2 separate regions of the Homo sapiens genome follow, and region 2 is linked to region 1. Evidence: chromatin contacts called from ENCODE Hi-C or POLR2A ChIA-PET data. All regions are on one chromosome and are shown on one strand. The core of a region is the stretch at or near the end of the contact, and the rest is flanking DNA. Distances in the headings are between cores, read along the strand shown.

Evidence for each region. Hi-C counts contacts between places; a loop is a spot of excess contacts on that map. ChIA-PET counts read pairs that join two places held with the same protein, here RNA polymerase II (POLR2A). Pooled maps may share reads with other maps.
Region 2: a pooled map shows a loop between it and region 1 (5-fold over the local background). The contact joins two enhancer-like sites. A Hi-C loop is called at or near these places in 1 of 37 single-sample maps with no recorded cell type and 2 of 50 pooled maps. POLR2A ChIA-PET finds 5 or more read pairs at or near these places in 2 of 52 experiments (activated CD8-positive, alpha-beta memory T cell and naive thymus-derived CD8-positive, alpha-beta T cell).

Annotation. Positions count from the first base shown.
Region 1 is chr12:67,707,208-67,712,254 of GRCh38, forward strand. It overlaps LINC02421 (long intergenic non-protein coding RNA 2421), which reads right to left. Exons shown (of 5, transcript NR_110063.1): 5 at 1,840-3,478. Among named protein-coding and RNA genes, the nearest start is that of LINC02421, 20 kb to the right of the region's middle. Within about 2 kb of position 3,589, at least 2 of the 41 ENCODE cell types and tissues checked have a DNase peak (open chromatin) inside an H3K27ac peak, as active enhancers do.
Region 2 is chr12:67,353,451-67,358,121 of GRCh38, forward strand. No RefSeq gene overlaps it. Among named protein-coding and RNA genes, the nearest start is that of CAND1, 86 kb to the left of the region's middle. Within about 2 kb of position 2,626, at least 2 of the 41 ENCODE cell types and tissues checked have a DNase peak (open chromatin) inside an H3K27ac peak, as active enhancers do.

The DNA.
Region 1 (5,047 bases), core at 2,339-4,838:
AAATATCTTACACTGGACATTGGACTTCTTATCCTGGCAAAGATATAAAATGAGAAAAATTATGAAATGAGAAAAATTATAAATTAGAATTGAGGAAATATTTTAATCAAGCTTATATAGTTACCAATTAAAAGCTAACATCATAAATAATGCCATTTAAGAGTAGTACTAATAAAGAATTTTTTTTTTTTTTGACGGAGTCTCACTCTTGTTGCCCAGGCTGGAGTGCAATGGCGTGATCTTGGCTCTGCCTCCTAGGTTCAAGCGATTCTCCTGCCTCAGTCTCCTGAGTAGCTGGGATTACAGGTGCCCACCACTATGCCTGGCTAATTTTTGTATTTTCAGTAGAGACGGAGTTTCACCATGTTGGCCTGGCTGGTCTCGAACCCCTGACCTCAGGTGATCTGCTTGCCTCAGCTTCCCAAAGTGCTGCGATTACAGGCGTGAGCCACCATGCCCAGCCTAAGCTTCTATTAAAGATAAAGCCGTGTGCTTTATATTTTAAAAGACTTTGTGCAATGGTCAAAGAGAAAATTCAGAGTCCTGGATCTTGTAACATAATAGGGCCAATACGAGCTGGAGATTGCTAGGCTGACATTGTATTTGTCCAGTCCAGAAACTGTTGGAGAACTAAGGTCTGACGCTGTTGCTGGAGGGAGGGTAGTTGGTTAGATGAGAAGGAATTAGGAATCAGAACCTGGAATTTGGTTGGTGTTTGCCGTGAAGTTGTGTCACACCCACAGATGTGAAAACAACCCATAAACGCAAACTGTCAATGCCCATCTGTGTACCTTCCATCTTTCATTAGTGAATAATTGCTAGACTGCAGACCTCATGTTCTGTGCTTCTTTGTAACCCACAACTCTTAGCACCAGGCTGTGTTGAGCATGTGGAATGAAAATTGGATTTGAGGTCAAATGACTTGCATTTAGGTCCCATGCTGGCTGGCTGAGTGGCCTTCAATGAGTCACTTGACCTCTTTGGACCCAACTTCACCTTGTATGTAAGAGGGGTGACATGAATATCTCATAGAATTGTTGCTTCAATACATGAGATACTGGATCTGGCAGAAGAGCTTTGTAAACTATAAAGTACAATAGAAATATTAGTTACTGTTAAATAAATAAAGGATTATCTGTGTCACTCAGTAACCATACACTGATGCTTTCTGGTCCTACCTGTCCTTTGCTTCTAGCACCTACCTCTGGAGAGACCTCTTCAAGAAGCTACAAAATGTATCCTGCCCCCAGGGCCAGCTTCATGGGCATATGACCTGTGCAATCTCATAGGTTCCCATGCTCAGAGGCCCAGGGCTTAGTTTAATGCTCTAGCTGTCCTCTTAATATTCTTAATAATTTTTGAAGAAGGGGCTTGTGTTTTCATTTTGGACTGGGCCTTACAGATTAGGGAACCAGTGATGGCTGCCATTTCTTTCTAACTTAGAATAAAATCCCTGATTTTAAATTCCTTGAAATTTGCTTCATTCCTAATCTTTTGCTTTGAGGATCTCCATGGAGCAAATAGTTATAAATTAATATTTCTGGTTACAATACTTTATGTATATGAACTATTTTAAAGTATATAATATATAATAGTTTCTAGGTAAAGCAGAATGCAAAATAGTGACTTGGTGATTGGGATTACTACTATTTTCCCTCTAAATGATCTTGATTCTGAATTTCTGAAGGAAATATTTCTTTCTATCGGTAACACAAGTGCCAAGCACACTGTGAATAGTCAAGAGAAGACAGTGGAATGTGTGAACTACGTCATGTACATGACATCAATCTATTGTGAGAGGCGTTCTCTTTGGATGATAAAAACAATCTTATAGGGTGATGGTTTTATTTCATGTACTGGTTTTATTTCATTTATTGTGGCTTAAACTAAGGGTATTTGAATTTCAAAACACCAGTTGGTGCAGCTTTCTTCAAATTCTTTTACAGCAACCCATTGAAACCTTAGACTGTCTAGGAAAACAAATATAATTTATGTTTGTTTCCAATCATAATATAGACAAACCTGATATTCTTGTTAAGGGAAGTTAGGTTGTTTGACTTTGTTGGGTGTATTGTTTGGCAATAAAATGGTGCTCAAATACTTTTAAAGTACATATAATTTGTTTTCAATTATAAGTAAAGTTGGCTCACCTTAGATGGGCTTCAGCTATACCTTTGTAAGTGGTGGACATTTCTGCAGGGGGAGGTAAATAGTGGCAATTTGGAATAGAAAGTTTGTGTTAGTTATCTATAGCTGCACAAAAACTTGCCAAAAATGTGTCAGTCTGGTATTTGTCTTTCACACTGTTTCTGAGGGTCAGGAATCTGGGAGCAGCTTAACTAACTTGTTCTGGCTCAGGGTCTTCCATGAAGTGGCAGTCGAACTGTTAGGTCGTCCACTGGGCTGCCCAACTGTCCATGAGACTGGCCACTGGCTTCCACCAGAGCAAGTGATCCAAGGGAAAGCAAGACAGGACCAAATGACATCCATAATCTCTCTTCCAGAGTGGTATCTACCACTCCTCCTGCACTCTACTGGTTACACACCAACCCTGATACAGTGTGGGAGGGGACCATATTAGAGTGTGAGTATTGGAAGCCAGAAATCGCTGGAGACTATTTTAGAGGCTGGCTATCACAGGGTAGGTGGGTACTGGCATATTCCTGAGTTCCGCTGAATCCTCTGCAAAAGAGGGGCAATTTCCAAAGTTTGTCTTCTCAGAAGCCCCACACAGCAATTTGAAGGCACGGAAGACCATACTCTGGTCAATTTCCAAGCCCTGTCAATGTATCTATAGTAGATACTGAATTGGGGGTGACAAGCTTGAAAGAACAAGCATCTACATAAATGAGACCATGTGAAGTGGCCCTACTTACTACACTCTTATTGCCATGTTAAGTGGCACCAGATTGAGGGTACAGGTTGTCTTAGAGAAAGATAAGCAGAAAACAGTATGGTATGACGGATCACCAAGCAGTGGGGAGTGCATTCCAGACTCTATACTGTGAATTTAGGGTTTCGTGCCAGTTTGCAAAGCTTCCTGAAGGTAGCGGGGAAGGCTTGGTGGAGAACTGAATAAAGAGATGACATGGAGAGGTGAAAGGGCCTGAGGGGAGGGTGGAAGCCCTGAGAAACGCAGGAAAGGGCAAGAGGCTGGTTCAGCAGCCTCACAGGCTGGGGTGAGGCTGGCTTCTACTTTCAGGGAAAGGCATAAAGGCTCCCACTCACCTTTTACATCAGGAAGATGAGGGAAAAAGAGTTATCAGTAGAGGAGAAGCCAAAGGTGTGGGCATTTATCAGACACCCACCTTATGCAATGCACTTTCCGTGGGTTTCGATTAACTCCCCACATGACTGGGAGAGGAGAGTGTGGTATTCTCTTCTTTACAGAAGCAAGTCTTGAACCCAGGATCATTTGCATCCAAATCACACACTATTTTCACAAAACATCATTGCTGTTGGGTGCCTCAGCTGGAACCTGTGAAAAACAGACGGGACTCCCTGGTGACTCAGAATGAGAGGAGGGAAGGAGGACACTGTGTAGTCAGCATATGGCCATGGGTAAACTTCCTCCTTTCTGTTCACAGTCCTAGGAGGCAGACTTTGACCCTCATAAAGGCACAGCTGTCCACAATCTTTGCCCGGCCTCTAGTTCTCCAGACAAACCCAGCATAGACCAGATTCAGGGTGTGCTGTGGGAGCCAGGGAGAGGTGCTCCCGTTTCAAAATGGTAGTGTTTGCTCTATGTTACTTTAAGTTTAAAAAGTGATTTCTCTTTTGGAGACGAGAGTGGCAGTTTAAAGAAGACAGAATAATTATGTAGGCAAGAATGTGAAAGGAAGGACCAAATCACAGTGTGGAAAATAAAACCAGAGTGACATTTGCTGCTTAGAGAGTGTAGTGTAGACAGCATGGACAGATAGGCTCAAATTCAGGCTCCACCTTGAAGTGGATTTGTGACTTAAAACAACAAATGTAAGCTCCAGGTCTTACCTGTGAAATGGGGTTGATGATGCCCACCTCTCTAGAACACTGTGTTAAAGGAGGTAACTTTAAATACTGCTATAGGTAGCATGTAGTAGGTGCTATATAAGTTGTAGTTATAAGTTGTAGTTCCTTTTTTTTTTGAGATGGAGTCTCACTCTTGTTGCCCAGGCTGGAGTGCAATGGCATGATCTCTGCTGACCGCAACCTCCACCTCCCGACCTCCCGTGTTCAAGTGATTCTCCTGCCTCAGCCTTCCGAGTAGCTGGGATTACAGGCGCCTGCCACCATGCCCGTCTATTTTTTTTTTTTTATTTTTAGTAGAGACCGGGTTTCAACATGTTGGCCAGGCTGGTCTCGAACTCCTGACCTCAAGTGATCCGCCTGCCTCGGAAGATTAATTTAAAATATTATCTTCTGCTTAGAGTGATGGCAAGCTGGAGGAATTGGGATAATGATGGTGTGTGGGATGGTGTGGGGGAGTGGATGTGGGACAAAATAAAGCTCAGGCAGAAGATGGGATTTCCTTATGGATCTGAAGATGCTTTGTAAAGAATGTGCCATGCACATTATCAGTGGGACCCACCTCATGCCATCAGTGTGTTTGTGGCAGAAGAAGGGAGGATGGAACACAAGGTTCCTAAAACCCAGCCAAATGCTTGTTCCTGCACCATATCATCTTGGGAATGTGGATGCCACATCTCTCTTTTGACATTTCTTGGTTATTTAAAGTTTAGCTGTAGCACAGCCTGCATATGTCTAATGCCTGGTGGGAGAAAGTGAATTAATTAAAGTCCCCTCATGCTGTTATTAATCAGCTTCTCTACAATTTTTATAGGAAGGCCAAGTCATCAAAGAGAAACCAAGACTTTCCTCCGTGGAGAGCTTGCATGGGGAAAGGAGAGAGACTCAATCCTCAGGAGAAAAGTTGAGGAGGTAGAGCTTTGGGGGACAGGGCCATCTGAGCCTGAGAACTGTAAGAAGCTTGCCTCTGGAGGGACCAGGAACATCTTATGGGGTGAGGGAATGCTGGTGGGGAAGATTCAGTCAACCAAAAGGAATC
Region 2 (4,671 bases), core at 1,376-3,875, 350 kb before region 1:
GCTGCAGACTGCTTGGATGAGACAAGCGAAGGCAGCTCCTGAGCTGAAGTTTGAAAACAAGTAGGCATTACTCAGACTGTCAAAAGGCAGGCATTGGGCAAAAAAGCAAGAGCATATATGTAGTGTAGTGACTGAGGGTGCCTAGTGTATTTAGGGAAACCTTCAAGTAGCTCTGTATGCTGGAAGTTGAGTTTGTGTTGCAAGTGTGGAAGGTGAGAAATTTGCCTAAAATCAACTGATCAGAGGCTGGTGAACACTACAGGGAAAGGATTGGTGACAATTTAGATACATTTCTGAAACTTTTGAATTTCATAAAAGATGACCTCTCAGTGGCATTTTTTTTTTTTCAAGATGGAGTCTAGCTCTGTGGAGTGCAGTGGCGCGATCTTGGCTCACTGCAACCTCCACCTCCCAGGTTCAAGAGATTCTCCTGCCTCAGCTTCCCAAGTAGCTGGAATTACAGGCACCTGCCACCATGCCCAGCTAATTTTTGTATCTTTAGAAGAGGCGGCATTTCACTGTCTTGGCCAGGCTGGTCTCAAACTTCTGACCTTGTGATCCACCCACCTCGGCCTCCCAAAGTGCTGGGATTACAAGCTTGAGCCACTGTGCCCGGCTGACAATCAATTTTATACCGACAACTCTGTTTACTTTTGTATAATCTTACTGATAGGTTAGAACATGGCTATCTCATTGTGATGACAGATTGCAGGAGACAGTTGCTCAAATGATAGTATCGGTCTATCTTGGTCAAGTGTCTTAGCTATATGAATTTATCATTTAACACTAACAATACAAATGTTCAGCTGGTAAATAGCTCAAAGATCGACAGGAAGGTGTCTAAAACTACAGGAGTGTCCAAGCAAGCAAGGTTTCACAGTGAGGGAGGAAGTGGAATGAAAAGGGGGAGATGGCAGACTTGAAAAGAGCCCAAGAGTTTGGTTGTGGGCCAGTGAAGCATTTCAGTTTTCCGGATAGTTATGAAAACTGAAACTATGACTCCAAATGTGGGTTCAAAGGGAGGGTGGGATGCTGAAATATTGTTTTTGCTTTGTGTAGGCAGAGTTCCTGTCTCAAGAAGAGGTTTGGCAGTAACAAAGTTTAGCTATTCTGCTGGCCATCACTCCGGAAAGTGTTCCCACGAAGTGGCTGACTTAAAAAGTAAGCTTGACTAAGTATCATATCACATGAGCAGCACTGGAAAGAGGCAGAGCTGAGGGAAAGAGGGAAGCTTCTGTGTAGACGTCGACTTTACTCTTTGACCACCATACCTTGCCTTTCAGTTTGTGGGTAGCTTAGGAAACCGAAGTCAGACAACATAATTGGCTTTTGGGGGATAAGAATTGTGTCTTTCGGATGTTTCTCATAGTGCTTTACAGGATATACCCTCAAAAGAAGCTGAAAAAATTTTAAAAAGAAAGTCTGACACATTTCAATGCTGTGTTCAAGCCTTCTGTTTTCCAAAAGAGGCCATCAGGTATCACAGCAAATCACTTTTGTGGATTATAAAAGGAAGGTGACTTGCAGCTCTAAAATCTTAAATTCTCTGCTCCATGTTCTGTGTTTTATAAATAAGCATAATTGGTATTCAGAAAAGAAATCTGCAATCTCAGCCTACTTCAGGATGTTGGTGAGTTGACTAAGCTGTAAAACTCCTTAAAAGTCAGGATGTTTGGGCAGAGGAGGGCAAAATGTCTAGACAGAACAGAAGGTTTAAACTGCCCCTGGTGAAATTTAGTGGGAATTGACTTTAGCAGCTCTTCCTCCTGGGTGAATAGCTTGTGATTTGCGACTGTGAAGTGGTTGGACTGAAATGCTTTCTACTCTGAAGTTGTATGACTTTTTTTTTTCACATAGTGAATAGAGATATTGATGGAAAAGACATAACTATCAAGATAAAAGTGTGTTTTAAAATAATACTTTTAAGTATTCGACTGTATTCCTTTGTCCTTATGCAAACTAAACCTTGAGAAACAAAGACTGGTAAGATCTTGTGGAGAGAAAGTCAAATATTCCAATTCATTTGGCTTTGTTTGTGCCATATGTGTAAATAACTCCAACAAGATAGTCTGAGAAATAAGAGTTCATCTGGGAACATTCTTAGTCTTGTTATTAATGTTTTAAAATCCTTAGAACTCTTTTGCCAAATTCTGAGACTTAAAATGCAAAGATAAGGATGATTATTTTCAGAGCCAAGTGTGGAAATTATTCTTCTAGTATCTCTCTGTGTTCATGCGGTGCTATTGACTCTGGCAAAATGGGATCTCATATCTCTTTACTAATGAGAACTCAAATCTTCCCTGGGGACTGGCAACTTTAAAGGCTCATTACTCATATGTTTGATGTTATCTTTTGCTGGCAAATAACTGACGCTAGAGTCTTGAACATTTGCCTTTTAGGTTTGCTGTTTGCCCAACATTATGCTAATTCATCTGAAATGGAACTGTCAGCGGCTGCAGAATGTCTTTACCTTTCTTGAGAATTGAAGAAATTTATCTTCACTGGAAGCCTTAATACTAAGCACCCTTTTTTTTTTTTTTTTTTTTTTTTGGCGTTCTTGGTCTTTTCTTCCAGGAGGTGGCGATAGAACATCATAAATATCAAGGTACAAAATGCATGCGTTTTTGCCCCTCAAAGCCTCCCATTGTGGAGCTTATGACCAGCGTGAGTTACTATTCAAGATTTGAGCCTTGGGTGAGCTCTTTTATTGTAATATTTGACTTCCAAGTCATATCTGAAGAGAGAGCAGAAGTACTTTCAACTCCACTGATCACTTGTTTTTCCACTTAGCTTCTCATTTTCTGAGTTTGTGCTGTTGAGTGCAGGAAATGTTAAATAGGTTGGCCTTCAGTTGAAAGATACTGAGATTTACTAGCGCTGTTGTAGATTGGGCTTTTGAACCTAGAATTATTGCTTTTGGTGTAAACCAACATGACTGCCATGCTGTTTCCTAGACATATGAGGATACTACAGGCTCTATTAGAGACTAATTTTTAAAATAGCCCCTGATATTCCTCAACTCTTTATATTTAGCATTTTGTACACTATTCTCCAAGTTGGCATTTGGCAGCTTTTCCTCCTCTTAAGGCAAAGTTAAAAAAAAAAAAAAAAAAAAAAAGGGACATTTGCCAAGGAACAATTTCACCACAGGAGCTTGGCTGGGAAACGGGAATTTGGTATCTTGCTTGTGCACCTGCCAGTTGATTTCTGATTTCTGTATTAGGGGAGAGAGAAAGTTATTCTGAGGTTTATCATCAACAGCTGCCTAATCTTAATAGGTTTAGCTATCTTTTAGAGTTATCTAATTTGAAAATATCTGCTGTTTGATTACCTTTAATATTTTCCTTTTTAAAAAATTATACTTTAAGTTCTGGGGTACATGTGCACAACGTGCTGGTTTGTTACATAGGTTTACATGTGCCATGTTGGTTTGTTGCACCCATAAACTCATCATTTACATTAGGTATTTCTCTTAATGCTATCCCTCCCCTGGGCCCCTGAATATTTTCTTAAAACAAAAAGTTCCTGGTTTAGCAAGCAAAACTGGGATAGGTATGCAAAAGAGAATCCAATGGAGAGTTGAGCACAAGCAGCTAGAAGAAGAAAATGAATATACAGAGAAGGGAAGTTTGTAAAACTAAGGGTGGGAACTTTCTATAGGGCAGCACAGAATAGTTTTTTATTCACAGAAACTTTAACTATATTGCAGTACTTCGCAATTGAAAAGTGGAAAAGATAAATGCTTCATTCTAGTGCAGTAGTTTTGTAAGGGTTCTTTTTCTAATATGAAGTTTTTTTTTAACATTAATGTCTTCTAAAGTACATCTAGGTGGTCAATAAGTGCTTATTTGATTCATTCCTAATACAAATATTTTTGAGCTCCTACTGTTCACTGGATCGAAATCCTAATAAGTTTGAGTATGCATTTGCTATCTCAAGACGTTTGCTTTCTAATAGGTGGAGATAGACAGTAAGCAATTATTGGTAAGTAATGCTTTCTAAAACATGTAGGTTTTTCAGATTTTGGTAATCACAGCATGAAAGAAAGTCATCAAGGCCAGTTCTATGCAAGGCTGCAAAGCTAGGAAAGTATCAAAACAGCAGATCTCTGGCTTTAAATTCTAGCTTATGATTCATTAACAGTGTGCCCGTGAGCAAATTGCTTAACCTCTCTCAACTTCAGTTTTTTCATGTAAAATGGTAATAATAGTACTTATTGGTGAGTCTGTTATGGGGATTTAATGAAATAATGTAAGAAAAGCATTCAGCATGGCACTCACTTGAGACTCAATAAGTGGTAGCTACTGTGATCATTTCTGCTTGTCTTGCTTCAGCTGGTTTCCTTCCACTGCCAAGGGCTTGGTTCCTTGTGCTTGCTTGTTGCTGCCATTCTAGAGGAACACTCCTCCTGCCTCTTCAACAATACATGCACGCTGTGATGCTTCCTTTAGGTCTGCCGTCTCCAGGGGAATGGGGTTCTATTTCTAGAACTTACTTCAGGCTCCTGATCTCTGCCTGATCCAGTTAGATAACTGAATAGACTAGCCTGTGCCAAAGAGGTCAGCGCTAACCTTCACCCTTTGTTATTTTTGAGACAGAGTCTCGCTCTGTTGCCTAGGCTGGAGTGCAATGGCACGATCTTGGCTCACTGCAAGCTCTGCCTCCAGGGTT